Regions from separate parts of the Mus musculus genome. Here region 1 is linked to region 2. A link is a loop called in an ENCODE intact Hi-C map of the cell type or tissue named here. Cell type or tissue: heart. All regions are shown on one strand. Each heading gives the region's core, and the rest is flanking DNA. Links, peaks and the distances in the headings are about the cores only.

Region 1 (7,932 bases), core at 1,354-6,353, 310 kb after region 2:
AAACCAGGTCCCCTGGAAGAGCAGCCAGTGCTCTTAAGTGCTGAGCCATCTCTCTCCAGTACCCAAATTAAAACAACAACAACCGCTTATTTTGCTAATTATTTATCTTTACGTGGGTCTATGCATGTGGGGATATGTGGATGTGAGTCCAGGTGCCTTCTAAAGCTAAAAGAAGGCATCAGATCCTCTGGACCTAGAGCAACAGGTGGTTGTGAACAGCCTGCTGTGGGAACTGAGCTCAGGTCCTCTGTAAAAGCATTATGTGTTATTAACTGCTGAGCATCCACCATTGCATACACTAGCAAGCGTTTGTTGCAAGGACTGTGATATAGCTGTCTCTTGTGAGACTAGGTCGGGGCCTAGCAAACACAGAAGTGGATGCTCACAGTCAACTATTGGATGGATCACAGGGTCCCCAATGGAGGAGCTAGAGAAAGTATCCAAGGAGCTAAAGAGATCTGCAACCCTGTAGGTGCAACATTATGAACTAACCACTACCCCGGAGTTCTTGACTCTAGCTGCATATGTATCAAAAGATGGCTTAGTAGGCCATCACTGGAAAGAGAGGCCCATTGGACAGGCAAACTTTATATGCCCCAGTACAGGGGAACGCCAGGGCCAAAAAATGGGGATGGGTGGGTAGGGGAGTGGGGGGGGGAGGGTGTGGGGGACTTTTGGGATAGCATTGGAAATGTAATTGAGGAAAATACGTAATAAAAAAAAAACTGCTGAGCATCTCTTTGTGTGTGTGTGTGTGTGTGTGTGTGTGTGTGTGTGTATGTGTGTGTGTCACTATGTAGCCCTGACTGGCCTGGAACTTGCTACTTAGACAGAGAGTCTCAAGCTCACACAGGTCCACCTGCCTCTGCTCTCTGAGTGCTGGGATTCAGATCATGAGCTAGTGCACCAGCCCCTGGCTGCCACTGCTGTTCTGGAGGTGATGAGTCTCCTTTGCCTCACCCTAATCCTAGCTACACTCACGTCCGAGCTTTGAGAGCTTCTTGTAAGTCCTCTCCTGGCATTTGGCCCTGTCCGCTGTCTTCCACCATCTTTTGTTTCTCTGCTTCGCTGAGCTCCTGTGCCCACAGTTCCAAGTGCTCAGCCAGCTCTTATGCATTCTATGATCTGTCAGATGAACATCTGTCTCACATGCCCTGGCACTAGGTGCCATCCAAGAGGCATGCCTATAATCCCAGCACTCAGAGGCAGGAAGATGGTGAGTTCAAAGCCAGCCTAGGCTACCCAGTAAGACCCTGTTTCATAAAACAAGTAAGCAAAAACTCCTTCTTGATCATAACCTGTCCCAGTAATGTTTTCCATATCCTTCAGCCTCTGTCTGACGCCATGAGTTGGATCCACTAATCCCCTCTGAGATCCCACAGCCCATGACAGGCTGGATCCTTTACCTTGGAAGAAGGTAATCTTCCTACATGACTGATGTCTAGTACTGGGAACCCTACATCACTGATGTCTAGTATTAGGACCTTAATAAATGTACAGGACACAGAATGGTTGAGTTTCCCCCGCCGACCCAAGGAAGGACAGCAGATCTGGTGCAAAGGTTTATTGCTGAGTCTGCAGCTAGCTAAGGGAGGGAGAGGTTGTGCCCTAGTCTTGCTGTCCAGAAGCATCTTGCCTCTTCCAGCAGCACTGGCTCTGGTCCACAGGCTTAAGCAAAGGTTGTAGAAGTGGCTGGGGGTTGGGGGACATTGTCTCTAATGGTTTAGGCCTGGTTTTCAGTTCTCCCTCCTAAGGAATGGGCCCTGAATCAGGAGGGACAACATGGTCACATGGAATTGCCTGTAACCTCACATGGGATATTCTTTGCCCATGGTTGATCAATAGGGGTTGGACTCTGCTCTGAGCCACCCCTCAGCATGGCTTCATTATTGGTCATAGCTATGTCAATAATACCCTCCTTCAATACAGCATACCTTGACCAGCCAGCCCTGAGTATTGTGTGTGGGTGGATGAGGTGTGGTGTGGAAGTGTCCAAGGACAGAGGGGCAAGACCCAGAGGGAGAAGGGACTGGAGAAACCCTGAGTCTGATGTTCGGGAATGGGTTTGGCTTGTGTCTTTCTTTCCCTGGCACCCACGTCAAAGTCACTCACTTCTCTATACGAGGCTTCAAAAACCAGAGCTTGGACTTTGGAGTCCTCAGGCTACTGGGAGGGACAGTCACTAACCACTGGGTGGACACGTGTTGGACTTGTCATATGCAGGTAGCAGGCTGGACCGGCCTACTGCTTGAGGGAGGGATACCTCAAGTCCTTCGTGGAAACTGGTGAGGGAGGGCTGTTTGTGGAATGGGGATCTGCTGGTGAGCTGCTGCTGCTGCTGGGGGTAGCAGAAGAGGCTGGAGACAGACGGGTCACTAGGGCACTGCTGAGTCACTGTGAGTTCCAGCTGTCCCAAGTCCTGAGGTGTCCTAGCTCAGGCTGGCTGCTGTAGGTCCAAGAGGCCAGTGCAGCCAGGCGGTGAAAAGCAGGGTCGAGTTGGGTACTTGGGGGAGGGTCTGCACTGCAAGCCTCATGCCTTTGGGTGTGTGGCTACAAGAGCAGCAGCTTGTGGAAAGGACGGTATTTGAGGGGACTACAGGGCTACAGGGCTGCAGGGCTACAGAATCTCAGGGCAAGAGACACACCTGAATTCAGGTACCTGTGAAGAGAAGAAGAAATGGAATCTCAGGCTCCTTGAACAGCAAAATAAATGGGATGGGGCGGGGATGGGGGCAGCCCTGGAATCAGTGCATCTGGAGGTTGGGAAGGGATGAAAAGATGTTGAGCTAATGAATAGGGGGAGGGGCTTCTGGTAATGGGTGGAACCTGAGAGCAGTGGGGCGGGGCTTAGGAGTGCGGCAGTCAGTCTGAAGCAGTGAACCTAATGAGGAACTAGGGGCAGGATTAGCGCCCTGAGATTAAGGCGAAGGATGGCGGAAAGTCTGGCTAGCTAGGACTCCACCTCAGAAGAGCCCGCAGTCTTTGAGGTTCTCCTTGATGATAATGTCGGTGACAGCGTCAAAGACAAACTTGACGTTCTGTGTGTCGGTAGCGCACGTCATGTGGGAATAGATCTCCTTCACATCACGTCGCATGTTAAGCTCCAGGAACTGCACTTTGATGTAGTTGCCGGCATCCTCGTAAGTGTTAGGTCCTGCGGCAGAAGAGCAGCATTCGCTCTGCGCGGGAAGACCTTCTCCCGCGGGAAGGCGCGCGCGGCGGGAATCGTGGGACTGGGGCACCGCCTGGCGGCCGGGCCTAGGGATCTCACCATCGTAGTCGGGGAAGCAGATGCTGAGGTGTGCCTTTTTTATCTTCTCGGAGAAAACGTCCTTCTTGTTGAGGAAGAGCACGATAGACGTTGTGGCGAAGTAGCGATGATTGCAGATGCTGTTGAACAGGTGCAGGCTCTCGTGCATTCGGTTCTGGGGAGGGGAGCGGCTGTTGGGCATCAGGCTACGCAAGCAGCTGCCCCTGGGTCTCTGCCCTCCCGACACCAACGGCTCCCAGACAGCTTCTGTTCCGTGAGTCTCACTGGCTCCCACCCCGCCCTCGTCCGCCCCCCTCCCCAGGGCTCCACCTCCCTTCTCAAACACTCAGGTCCCACTTGGCACTCACCACTTCGTCGTCCTCCACCAGCACCATGTCGTAAGCGCTCAGCGCAGCGATGAAAATGATGCACGTCACACCCTCAAAGCAGTGGATCCACTTTTTGCGCTCGGAACGCTGCCCGCCCACATCGAACATTCTGTCGGGTAGAGCCGGGTCCGGATTTAGATCGGTGTGTCTGGTCGGTCACCTGGATATGCCCACTGCCCCCCAACCCCACCCCCGTCCTCCTAAGCTAGCTGGAGAGCCCTCATCTCGCTTGGCATCTGAAATGACCAGCCTTTCTCCTGGCAAGGACCTTCACTCAAGACACTGACGTCCCAGTGAGTCCAGCTGTGCTCCTAGCGCAGGGGCCTTACCTGAAGTTGAGGTCCTTGAAGGAGAATTGAGTCTCGATAATACCAGTGGTTTTGACACGAGAACGCAACACGTCCTGCTCAGTGGGCACATATCCTGGAGTCACCAGACGCTCTAGGTCTGAGAGATAGCTGAAGAAGACCACCCGGTCCGAGTGGGTGAGTGGCGTGGGCGATCACACCCGCGGGGTCCTGCCTACTCACCTCCCCTGCCCTCCTGCATCTACATGTGTACTCACTAGCCGGCGGAGTCATTGAGCTGGTATTCTGAGGCTCGGTCAAAGCAAGCTTGGATACCCGAGTCCTTCCACAAGCGCTGAATGATGTCTGACATCTCCTTGGGCATTGTGCCTTCCTCAATAGTATCTGCCATGTGCATGAGCTTCCGGGCATCATCCTAGTGGTGGGGCAGGGTAGTGGTTGTGAATCTGAGCCTAGCTAGGTGCCATGAGCCTAACCATCATCAGCCTGCCTCCTGCCTCACCTGCCGGGCTGAATCTCCATACTGAATGTTGAGCGTGGTCATAGCCCGAACGATGGCCAGGATGGACTGCAGAGTGTTGCCGTAGATGATGGCAATGAACTCGAGGCATTCCTCCAGCGAATACCCGTCCTGGTGGATAATCCTGTAGCCAAGACCAGCAAAGTTAGAGCCACCTGGGCAAGTAGGGAAGGACAGGTTCTGATGTGCATGCACCCACCCACCACTAGGGGGCCTTAGGATGGGCAGGGAACACTCACTTCATCTGTTTGACAATAGTGCTCTTCCCGGATTCACCGGCACCTGAAAGGAAAGCTGTGCTTCAGAGCCGCACTTCTTTTGGATCAGAGCCCTGGGGTGCCAACTAGACCTCTAGATAGTCAAAGTATCATCATTGCCCTCATCTCTATTCAAAGTAAAGTCTTTAAGACCCCTGAAGAAAGCCGGGCGTGGTGGCGCACGCCTTTAATCCCAGCACTTGGAAGGCAGAGGCAGGCGAATTTCTGAGTTCGAGGTTTACAGAGTGAGTTCCAGGACAGCCAGGGCTATAACAGAGAAACCCTGTCTCGAAGAAAAAAAAAAAAAACCTGAAGAAAAATGGCTGTAAGTGACAAAAGGGACCTACATCAGTTAAGGGACCTCAACTGTGTCCAGTGGGAAGGAGGAGGCGTCCCAAAACTCTGTTGTGTAAAGAAAGTCGGGCTGGTGAGATGGCTCAGTGGGTAAGAGCACCCGACTGCTCTTCCGAAGGTCCAGAGTTCAAAATCCCAGCAACCACATGGTGGCTCACAACCATCTGTAACAAGATCTGACTCCCTCTTCTGGTGTGTCTGAAGACAGCTACAGTGTAGTTACATATAATAATAAATAAATCTTTAAAAAAAAAAAAAAAAAAGAAAGTCTTTAGTATGCTGCGAGATCAAAATAAGACCCTCTAGTGCCACCTTGTGGAGATTTTCAGTACCACATGCATAGGACTATCCGAATGGACCAGCCTCTGCTTTTCACCTGAAACTAGGGAGATGTCTCTGAGAGACTCAGAGGGAATTAGCATCCTTAGATGGGGGAGAGGACAGAGCCGATATCCTTTCTGAGCCTGCACTCCTTAAGGGTGTTGGATACAATTAATGGGATTTCCGGCTTAGCTTTGGCCTTTCTCTTGGGGCTCTGGCTTAGTACCTCTGGCTGCCCTTCTAAAGCAGCAACTTTCCCTTTGGGGTTAAGCAATGGTACCCGCATGTCCCCTCAATACCCACGGGATCATGAGGTTGGCTTTATTTATCCCATGTAGGCCTCAATATCTTTCCACTTCCTTTTTTCCTTTTGTGTAAGCCTGGCTATTCTGGAACTCACTCTGTAGACCAGGCTAGCCTCAGACTCAGAGAGTCACTTGTTCTTGCCTCCCAGTGCTGGGATTGAAGGCCTGCGCCACCACTGCCTGGCATCTTTCCACTTTTAAAAGCTGTCTCACAGGTCTACTGATGACCAAGTTCTGGCACCCAGTGCCTTTGTGGACCTGGGTGATCCTAGAGTTATTCTCAGACCTTATTCTCAAGAGAGAAAGAAAAGCCAAGAATACCTTGCTGAGCAGGCCTGGAAAACCCACAGCTATAGTCTGAGGGCAAAATGTGCCTGAACACACACATTCATACAATGGTGTTTGGTATACCCTTCTGCAGAGAAGAGTGTCCCCAGGGGCTGGAGAGATGGCTCAGTGGTTAAGAGCACTGACTGCTTTACCAGAGGTCCTGAGTTCAATTCCCAGCAACCACATGATGGCTCACAACCATCTTTAATGGGATCCGATGCCCTCTTATGGTGTGTCTAAGAGAGCGACAGTGTACTCACCTACATAAAATAAATCTTTTTTTTAAAAAAAAGGGTCCCAAGAAATTATCTTGGGATCCTTGCCTTGGGGACTATGACATCATCACCTGGCCTTGCCTGGGAATGGCTCCCACCACACTGTCATTCTTCCTCCGTCTAAGGAATCCCTGCTTCAAGGAGAGGCTGTTTGCCTAGCCTGACTGCCCGGCAGCTGTCCCCTCCCCATCGCTGGCCCACACCCCTACCCAGAAGCAGCAGTTTCACAGTGCGGGCATCCTTCTCAGCATCCTCTTTCAGCTTCTTCTCCAGCTCTCTGGAGTGCTTCTCCTCAGCGCTGGCCCCAGCCCCCATGGTCCCAGCAGCAGGCAAAGGGACAGGGTAGGCAGCCTCCCCGGCCTCCTCAGACGACCTTCTGGCCCCAAAGCCAACAATCAACTGGCTCTCCACAGACCTGCACAGGTCCTGGTGGGGTAGCTCGGTGGGATTTGGGAGCTAGGGATGCCCGAGGGCCAATCAGAGACAAGGACAGGTGAAGCTCAGTCTCCTAGCATTTTAATCTGGCTGGCAAGGCCCCAATCCTTCAACTGCTGACTTGGCACCCCTCTGCCCCCCTCCAGGTCTCCAGATGAGATCCTAGAGAGTCCTCTTCCACTCCTGTCCTATATACATTTATTTGGCAGAATTGAGGGAACAGACCCTTTAGTCCCGGGAGTGGGGGGACTGGGAGCTGGCAGGAGAGTGCTGAAGGAGGTGTAGGCACAGAGGGCCTAATGTTTTCCCAGCTGTGGTCACCTCTCCTTATCTTGTAAGCTTACATGAACTTGGAGGAAGGTGGTGCCCGAATCTCAGCCCCATTTTACCGATTAGAAGAGGCTCACATAATTAGCAGTGGCTTAGAAGAGTGGGGTGTCTCTGGACCAGAGGGTACTGTGCCTCCTGGGAGCCCTGAGGGAATAGGTGACTATTTGCCTACCACTCAGGGTTAAATGTGACCCTGTACATGGTGTCTACATGTCCTCTGCTGGTAGATGGGTGAGTCTGCTATACACAGCCCATGTGTGTCTTTCTGTTCCTTACTAGAATCGAGCGAAGTTAAGTGCACACACCCAGTCCTGTATACCTGCATGTATGTGTACCTGCTAGTAGTTAAGTACATGTGCTCTTACATACCTGTTTAAATGATGATGAGTGCAGCCTGTGGATGTGCAGTGGTGCTCTGTGTGTGTATACTGGGGATCAAGTCTAGGATGCCCGCATGCTGGGCATGTACTTCAGTCCAGCATGCTCTACCTGTTCTCCGTCTAGGCACGGGTGTGTGTGTGTGCTCATTTTGCAGGGCTTTGTGTGAATTCACAGTGCCCTTGCCTAAGCATTTAGATGCACACCTGTGTGCCTGTGTGTGCATACATGCTTGCCTGTGCCAGCCCATGCACACTGTCTAAGCGTACATGTGCATTTAGATGCAACAAAGATCACCATAGAGGTGGCTACATTCAGTGTATCTTTGGCAAGCCTATTGTCAGATGTGAAGATCTTGGCGCTCCCCAGAGTACAGAAGAGTGAGTGGGGTCTCACTTGCTCTGCTTTTGCTTGGTCTACTCATAATGTGGGACCTGCATAGGGTACCACTCTAACCTGACAGCCTCTATTCCAGGGTTT
Region 2 (7,932 bases), core at 1,046-6,045:
CACTACCTAGTGAACACCCTTGGGCATAATTTCACACGTGTGTGAGTTCATCTGTAGGCTATTTCCTAGAAGTGGGTAGTGGTGGGTCAAGGGGGTTGTGCATTTTAAATTTTGACAGACATTGTGAAATTGCTTTCAGGGAAGTTGAACAATTTCCTCCCAAGAAATAGCTTTAATTTCTGCTCCCCCCACCATGGCCAGCAGGGACACTACCCCTGCCCCTCTTAGGGGAGTACGGCTGGGTCTTCGAGGGTGTGTCTTTACATGAACTATTTATTCATCTCCTTCTCCCATATTTCTCTTCCTTTTTTTCTTTGTGTTTGTTTTAGAAACACCATCTCTGTAGCCTAATTCTCTGTGTAGACCACCAGGTGGTCTTGCATAGGAGGGTTCTAGAATGGTTTGGGGGTGGTAAAGGCAGGGTCTGGAATCTGTATCCCAAGGCAAAGAATCCAGGAAGAAGCTGGGCTGGAGCAATATGTTATATATGTTATATATGTTATATATGTTCATTTAGGTGTATGTTCCTGTACACATACAAGTGCATGTGCCCATGTGTGTGTATGTGCGTCTGCATGTGCCTGTGTGTGTATGTGTGCATGTGTGCTTATGGATTGGTCACTAGTGTCTTCCAAGATTATTTTCTACTTTATATATATATATATATATATAAAGATTTATTTATTTTATGTATATGAGTACACTGTATACTGACTTCAGACACACCAGAAGAGGGCGTCAGATCCCATTACAGATGGATGTGAGCCACCATGTGGTTGCTGGGGATTGAACTCAGGACCTCTGGAAGAGCAGTCAGTGCTCTTAACCGAAATATGGGAGAAGGGGATGAATAAATAGTTCATGTAAAGACACACCCTCGAAGACCCAGCCGCACTCCCCTAAGCCATCTCTCCAGACCCCTAAAATGTTTGGGGTTTTTTTTCGAGACAGGGTTTCTCTGTGTAGCCCTGGCTGTCCTGGAACTCACTCTGTAGACCAGGCTGGCCTCGAACTCAGAAATCCACCTGCCTCTGCCTCTCAAGTGCTGGGATTAAAGGCATGCACCACCACTGCCCGGCTTTTTTTTATTAAAAAAAAATTTAGACAATAAATTTTGATCATGTTTTCCCTTCCTCTAACTCTCCCCAGATCCTCTCCATTTCCCTTTGACTAACTTTATGTTTCTTCTCTCTCTAAAATAAACAAACAACCCAAAAGAACAAGAAACATTAAAAAAAAACCTCACAAAAATCAAAATCAAAACAAAGATGCAAAAGACCAAAAAGACAAAAAAAAAATGTCAAAGCAAAACAAAACAAAACAAACAGTCCACAGAAATGCCACTGAGTTGGTTTAGTGTTGGTCAATGACTTCTGGCCCTGGGTCTGCCCTTGGGCGTGGTTGGTATACCAGGTGACACTCATTGGAGAAAACTGATTTTATCTTTGCCAGTGGGTATCAGTTGCAGAGAGCTTCTCTGGGTAGGCATGGGACCCGGGGCCCACTGCTCTCTCTCAGTGCTGGGCACAGCTAGCTGGGACCTGAGCAGGACTGCCTGCTGCATCTTGCCTCTGTCTTTGTGAATTGATATGTGCATCAGCCCTGTTGTTTTTTGAAGTTTCCTTGAAGTTGCCAGCTACTTCTGGCTCTTGCGATCTTTCTTACCCCTATCCTGAGTAGATCCCTCAGGATGGAGGGAGGGGCTCCAGGACAGGCTGCAGCAGGACTAAGCCTGGAGACACAGGAATAAAAAGGGCTGTGATGGTTTGAATAGGAAAGGCCCCCGTTTGGCTCATAAACTTAAATGTTTGAGCATTAGGGAATGGATTAGGAGGTGTGGTCTTGTTGGAGGAAATGTGTTATTGGGGGTGAACTTTGGGGATTTTATGGGCCCAGACCGGGCACTTTCTCTCTCTTCCTGTTGCCATTGGGTCTGGATGTAGAACTCTGACCTACCATGTCTGCCTGCATGCTGCCATGCTCCCCACCATGAGGATAATAGACTAAACTTCTGAAACCGTAAGCCATCCCCGTTTAATTAAAGTGCTTTCCTTTTATTAGAGTTTCTGTGATCATGATGTCTCTTCATAGCAACACAACAGTGACTAAGCCAAGCCACCTTCTGTTTTGAGACAGGCTCTCTCACTACACCTTGAGCTCATCGGTTCAGTGTGGCCGGCTGACCAATGAGCTTCAGGGATCCATCTATCCCCACGTTCTCTGCAGGGAGTTACAAACCCCTGCCGCTGTGCCAGGCTTTGTATGTGGGTGCTGGGAATCTGAACTCGGATCCTTGAGCTTGTGTGGTGGGTGTTTTGCGTACTGAGCGGTCTCCTGGCTCAGGATAATCCATCTTCATTGTTAGCTTGAGGAGATGTAGAAATCCCTGGGAGGTGAGCCTCTGGGGTATCCATGATGCTCCAGACAGTGTCTCGTCAGAGATAAGAGGGCTCACCCCCAACGTAGGAGATGCCATTCCATGGGCTGGGGACCTGAAGCAAATATAGAGGAGAAAGCAGTCAGAAGACAACATTCATCTGCCTCCTGGCTGCAAATATAATGTGACCGGCCACGCCATTCTCCTGCCCATCTGATGGACCATATCCTTTTTAAACCCATGAGCCAAAAGCACTCTAAGTTATTCTTGTTGGGTCTTTGGTCACAGCAATAAAAAAAAAAACAACAAAAAAAAAACAAAAAAAACAAAAAAAAAAAACCAACTATGCACAATACTGTAATGATATAGGAGGGTAACAGCCAGGTACTGACCAGGGTCTGTGACGCTCACTCCAGACCCTTCAGAGGGGAGGGATGGAATGAGAGACTTGTGAGGAAGAAGGGATGGTAAGATGAAGAGCCTGGCCGGGCTGCACCCTCCTCCCAGTGGCTGCACCCTCCTCCCAGTGGCTCTTCAGGCCTCTTCTCTTCTTGGTCCCATTCTTGCCTTTTTTCTCTATCACTAGGATGTGCAGGGTGTGGCCCTCAGAGTCACTGGAGCTCAGTAGAGTACAGGAAGGACAGGCCATCTCCAATCCTGGTCAAGTCACTTTTTATACCTTTCTGCAAGGTTCTGGTGACACCCAGATCAAGGAAATTAAAGGCGCAGGATACTGGCCTAGAAAAGTCATTGTAATACTATCCCCCACAAGGCCATGTCTCTACCTCAGGCCTATGCAATTTCTTTCACCCACCTCTATTCCTGAAATTGGAACAGAATTATTGTTGGCGGTGGTGGTGGTGGTGGTTTAATATGTATTACCTCCATGAACCAGCAGGTGGCAGCAGTGAAAGGCTGTCTTGCTTGATCCCTTTGGCTCTGTGGACTTGACCTCCAAAGAGATTGGGGTTGGGATGTGTGTGCGTGTGTGAGTGTGTGTGTGAGTGTGTGTGTGTGTGTGTGTGTGTGTGTGTGTGTGTGTGTGTGTGTGTGTTGTCTCTGATGTATCTGGACCAAAAAGAGTTGAAGAAAGATGAGGTCTACACTCTAAAGCAAAGAATCAAAGAATAAGCCGGGCTGGAGGAAATGCGGTGACGTTCTGGGGTGGGTCTCAGTGGCTTGGCTACATAAGATACCCATATCTATGAAGCCTGCTGATACCCTCAGTGAACCAGAAAGAACCAGAAAGGAAGTGAACCTGGAGCTCAAGGAGGTTAGAAGGACGGAAGGAGAGAGAAGGGGGTAGTACAGAATGGGAGAGGAACCTGAGTGTGGTGAGGTTTCTCTACTGCCCCCTGCCAACACCAGGGTGACACTGGGGACTCTGATGTTGCCCCTCCATGGCTGAGGCTGAGCTGGGCCCTAGACTTACATCACTGTTTGCTGCCAGGGCGACCATCCCCCGTTCTCCATCATGGACAGTGTTGTGAAGGGTTTATGGATCCTCCCAGCATCTTGTCATGTGTCCTGTCCCCGTGTCCCCTCCTCCTACCCACCCCCACCCCCTCGTGCCCCTCACTTTGGCCACCTCACAAAGCCCTGCATCCGTCGGGCTACTCCAGCCTCCCTGTCATTTATTAAAGATCCAGACACCTCTCATTTGTCACTATCATGTTGGAGGCAGAGATGCCCTGACTCTATGTCAACATCCCTTCTGGGCTCTGGCCACGGGCTCTAGCCCAGGCAGGGCTTTAAGAATCTACTTTCTGGATGTTCAGTATTCTTATGGTCCTGATCATATAGACAGCCCTTTCTAGAGCCTGGATCTCAAAGCCATATGCCTCTGTAGAGTCTCTCAGAGATGGGCAACAATTCTCACATTGCTGATCCACGGATTGAGCTTGCTCTGCCCTGTCTTCAATGCTCTGGGGACCTTGTCAGGGAAAACAATTAGGATTTCACATCTTAGGGGGGGCTTCTCTTAGGGGATCCCCAGTTCCTGGCTGAGACAGGTCATAAGCAAGGCCTGTATGAATGTTTCCAAATGGGACGATTAAGGTGGGAATGGGTGGGAAGGGAGGCCATCTCCAGTACCAGCCGGATGGTCAAATCTAACCCCAAGGGGACGTTGCAAGGACAGGTTCTAGACTAGGTTGGAGATGGCACAAGCAAAGGTCCAGAGGCTTCTTAGAGAAACAGTCAGGAGGCCAATGTGATGGGAGGCACATGAAGGTGACGGGGCAAGGGGACATGGATGATTGGAGAAAGGTTATATATAGCAGGCAGGCCAGGAGAGGCAGGCATGAGAGCAGATGTGGGGTTACATGAACAAACAGGGCCTGCGACCAGGTGTTTGTGCAAAAGCTTAGCTCTCACTCTAAAGCTGCAGGCAGTGGGTCCCTGCTACCCAGGCAGATCTGCTCTGGGAGGCATCCCTTTCTTCCTGGCCCAGCCCTGAGTAATCCATCAGGCCCAATGCTGTCTTACCCAGCCCTGACCCCTACCTGGGACAAGGGCCATTTATCTCCATCAGCTGTTCTCAGGAGCCAGACACTCAGCCAACAGGTCCTATCTCCTGATGCGGGCAGCCCTTTCTGACTCTCATTGGCTGGACTCCCCCAGGGAAGTCACTGCAGCAGGCAGGCTCCTTGCTCAGTTTCTAGAAACCTAGAGAAGAGGTCTCACCCACTAAGCCTCAGGAGCCCCAGCTTCTAACATCTTAGCACAGCCTGTCCTCCATGCTGGTGCCAGGAAGAATTAAGGAGTGAGGCCAGCGTCCTACCCCATCCACACAGTGTGTTAACTGTGTGGTCAGGAAGGACTAGGTTTCTTAGGAACACCCCTTTGAACAAGGCAGGCTCTGGGGCCTCAGGCTAGGCTTGTCACACCTGAGGCCCAGCGTCCATGGTCTTGGAGACTTGGATAGAAGCACCTCCTGTCTTGGAGAGTGAGGTGGTGTGAGTGTTCAAAATCTGGTCCTAAGAATGCTGTCTTACTAAGGGTTTCTACTGCTGTAATGAAACACCGTGACCAAAAAGCAAGTTGGGGATGAAAGGGTTTATTCAGCTTGCACATCCACATTGCTGTTCATCGCCAAAGGAAGTCAGGACAGGAACTCAAGCAGAGGAGGAACCTGGAGGCGGGAGCTGATGCAGAGTCCATGGAGGGGTGCTGCTTACTGGCTTGCTCAGCCTGCTTTCTGGTAGAACCCAAGACTACCAGCCCAGAAATGGCTCCACTCACAATGGTTTGGGCCCTCCCCTATTGATCACTAATTGAGAAAATGCCTTACAGCTGAATCTCATGGAGGCATTTCTTCAACTGAGTCTCCTTCCTTCTGATGACTCTGGCTTGTGTCACATTGACACACAAAACCAGCCAGTACAAACGCCATCGGGCAACACTGGGCTCTCCCTCACCAGGCACACAGCCAACCCCCCAGCTGGTTGGGGCCCAACTTTACCCACCTGTGGCAGGCAAGAACCACAGGCATCAGGCTGAGGCAGGCTGCTGAGGAGTGTGACTGGGGGCCTACAGGACATAGCCAGATAGGACACAAATACGCCAAGGTAGCTAAACCCCACAGGGCAGGGACAGTTCTAGTGGCTGGAATGGGTTGCCAGGCCTGCCAGCACGGCTTTTGTTTGGCTGGGAGACATCCTTTCACACGGGAGACTCTTCCACACCTTCCTACTCCTCTGAAGCCTGCTTGGGTCCAGCCACTAGGGCTTGCTTAGATAGTCCCTGCTTCTAGTCTGCTGGGCTGCAAGGATGGGGTGGGTGGCTGGGGAGGGGAAGGGGGGTGCTTTCTTATTCTTCCCAAGGGCAGAAGGGTTCCCTTAAATAGGGGCTTTCTCTTCTTTCCTCCAGCCTTCCTCTTCCTAGGTCTCCGCTCATAAGACAAGTCCTTGGAGCCCCTAATCCCCACGCTCCCATCAGCTGCTCTGTGACTGTGAGTCTTTCTCCCCAACCTTATCTGTCTCCTGCAGCCACGGTTGACTCCCCTGCGGCCCAGGCTCCCCCTCCCTCCAGCCCCTGCAGGTCAGTCAGTTGTGTCCTCCCTCCTCCCTTTCTCCCTCCTCCCTTCACCGTCTTCCTCTTTCCCTTCTACCCCCTCCCTCCTGCCAGTCTCTCCCTCCCACCTTCCTGTCTTCCCTCCCTCTTTCCTTCTTTTTCACTCCCCACCCCCCTCATTCCCTCCTCTTTCCACCCCCATTCCTTCATTCCCCCACCCCCTGCCCCGCCTTAGGGATGGAGGAGAGTTGAGGGGACCCTGCCACTACACTCCCCCACCACACACCAGTCCAAGGTCAGTCTTAACATCACCAGCTGACAAAGACCCCTGGGCCACTTCCTTAACAAGCCCCAATCTAATCTGGCCAAGTGAGGGAAGAGCAGCTAATGACACCCGACAAAGAGAGGACCTGGGGCTATTTTTTTATGGAGATAAGAGAGGCAAGCACTGGGTGGGGGGGTGGGCACGATTTCCCATTGCAAACGTGAGCTGGACTGACCTAGAAGCGGTTGTATCCCACCGCACAGACCGTAATCTTCAGGAAATCTTCTGGCAGCAGCCTTGTCACGCAGTTCCAGAAAGAATAGCGAGGAGAGAAAATGTCCTATGATTCTTTACCTATCGCTAGGGTTGTAGCCCATATCCCTCTAACAAAAGGTGGATTAGCCAGAGCAAAGCAGGACTTTCTTCAGCCAGTATTACATGCCACATGAGTCTTGGGAAGAGCTCGGAGAGACTAGGAAAGACAGAATTTCTATGCTAATTTAAAATTTTTTTCTATTTGTTTGTTTGTTTGTGTATGCATTGTGCACAGCTGTGGAGAAATACAAACGGAAGGGAAGGGGGTGGGACCTCGTGGTAATAAACTAGAGGTGCTCCTGCTGCCTCCCCCAGCCTCCGGCCCTTCCAATTAAGGGGCAAGACACCTGTCACACAGGGGTCTTTAAGGGAAAAGAGGATCGATCAGAGTGGCCTCTCTAGGTTTTATGACCAGCTTTGGGAAAACAGGAAATTGGTTTATGACCCTTCCCAGAGGAGAAAGATGGAAGCAGAAGAACAGAGGCCCTAGCTGGTCACAGTGACCTCCAGGTGCCATATTCTGACAGCAGCTATAAATGCCACTGCACCCCACACCCTGAGGGTTCTATGTGTGGCTGTGCTTAGAGCCACCATGTACTTTTTTTTTCCCTTAGCCTTCCAAGGACAACAGTGGAGGGAGTGGGTTGTCAGCCTGGCCCAGCTGGTGACCTACCTCAAGGTCAAGTCCTGCCTCCGTGTTTCCAACAAGTCCTTACAAGTCATTGTAAGTCGTTATAAGTCCCCAAGGTTCTTTTTTGGGGTGGGGGGGCTTGAGACAGGGTTTCTCTGTGTAGCCCTGGCTGTCCTAGAACTCACTCTGTAGACCAGGCTGGCCTCGAACTCAGAAATCCACCTGCCTCTGCCTCCCAAGTACTGGGATTAAAGGCATGCGCCACCACTGCCCGGCAAGTCCCCAAGTCTTAACTTTCCTTATCTGAGGTATGTCTCTGCCACAGAGCAG

The links. Hi-C counts contacts between places; a loop is a spot of excess contacts. Peaks named below come from ENCODE experiments on the same cell type or tissue, not always from the same donor. Only the 100,000 strongest peaks of a DNase experiment are listed, where the experiment ranks them.
Region 1: it touches region 2 in a loop (5-fold over the local background); 5 of 42 quality-filtered maps call a loop at or near these places.

The regions. Positions count from the first base shown.
Region 1 is chr9:107,672,925-107,680,856 of GRCm38, forward strand. It overlaps Gnat1 (guanine nucleotide binding protein, alpha transducing 1), which reads right to left and starts at 6,710. Exons shown (of 9, transcript NM_008140.3): 1 at 6,519-6,710; 2 at 4,707-4,749; 3 at 4,450-4,591; 4 at 4,205-4,362; 5 at 3,969-4,097; 6 at 3,619-3,748; 7 at 3,272-3,425; 8 at 2,963-3,154; 9 at 1,513-2,659. The coding sequence starts at 6,624. The coding sequence ends at 2,964. In heart, for the core only: CTCF peaks have their summits at 3,247, 4,674 (motif pointing right) and 5,438 (motif pointing left); DNase peaks (open chromatin) are centred at 2,352, 3,507, 4,547, 5,407 and 1 weaker place; H3K4me3 peaks cover 1,279 bases; H3K27ac peaks cover 349 bases; H3K27me3 peaks cover 3,828 bases.
Region 2 is chr9:107,363,565-107,371,496 of GRCm38, forward strand. No RefSeq gene overlaps it. Among named protein-coding and RNA genes, the nearest start is that of 4930429P21Rik, 13 kb to the left of the region's middle. In heart, for the core only: a CTCF peak has its summit at 3,249 (motif pointing right); no DNase peak of the experiment used is centred there; H3K4me3 peaks cover 316 bases; H3K27ac peaks cover 2,677 bases; H3K27me3 peaks cover 373 bases.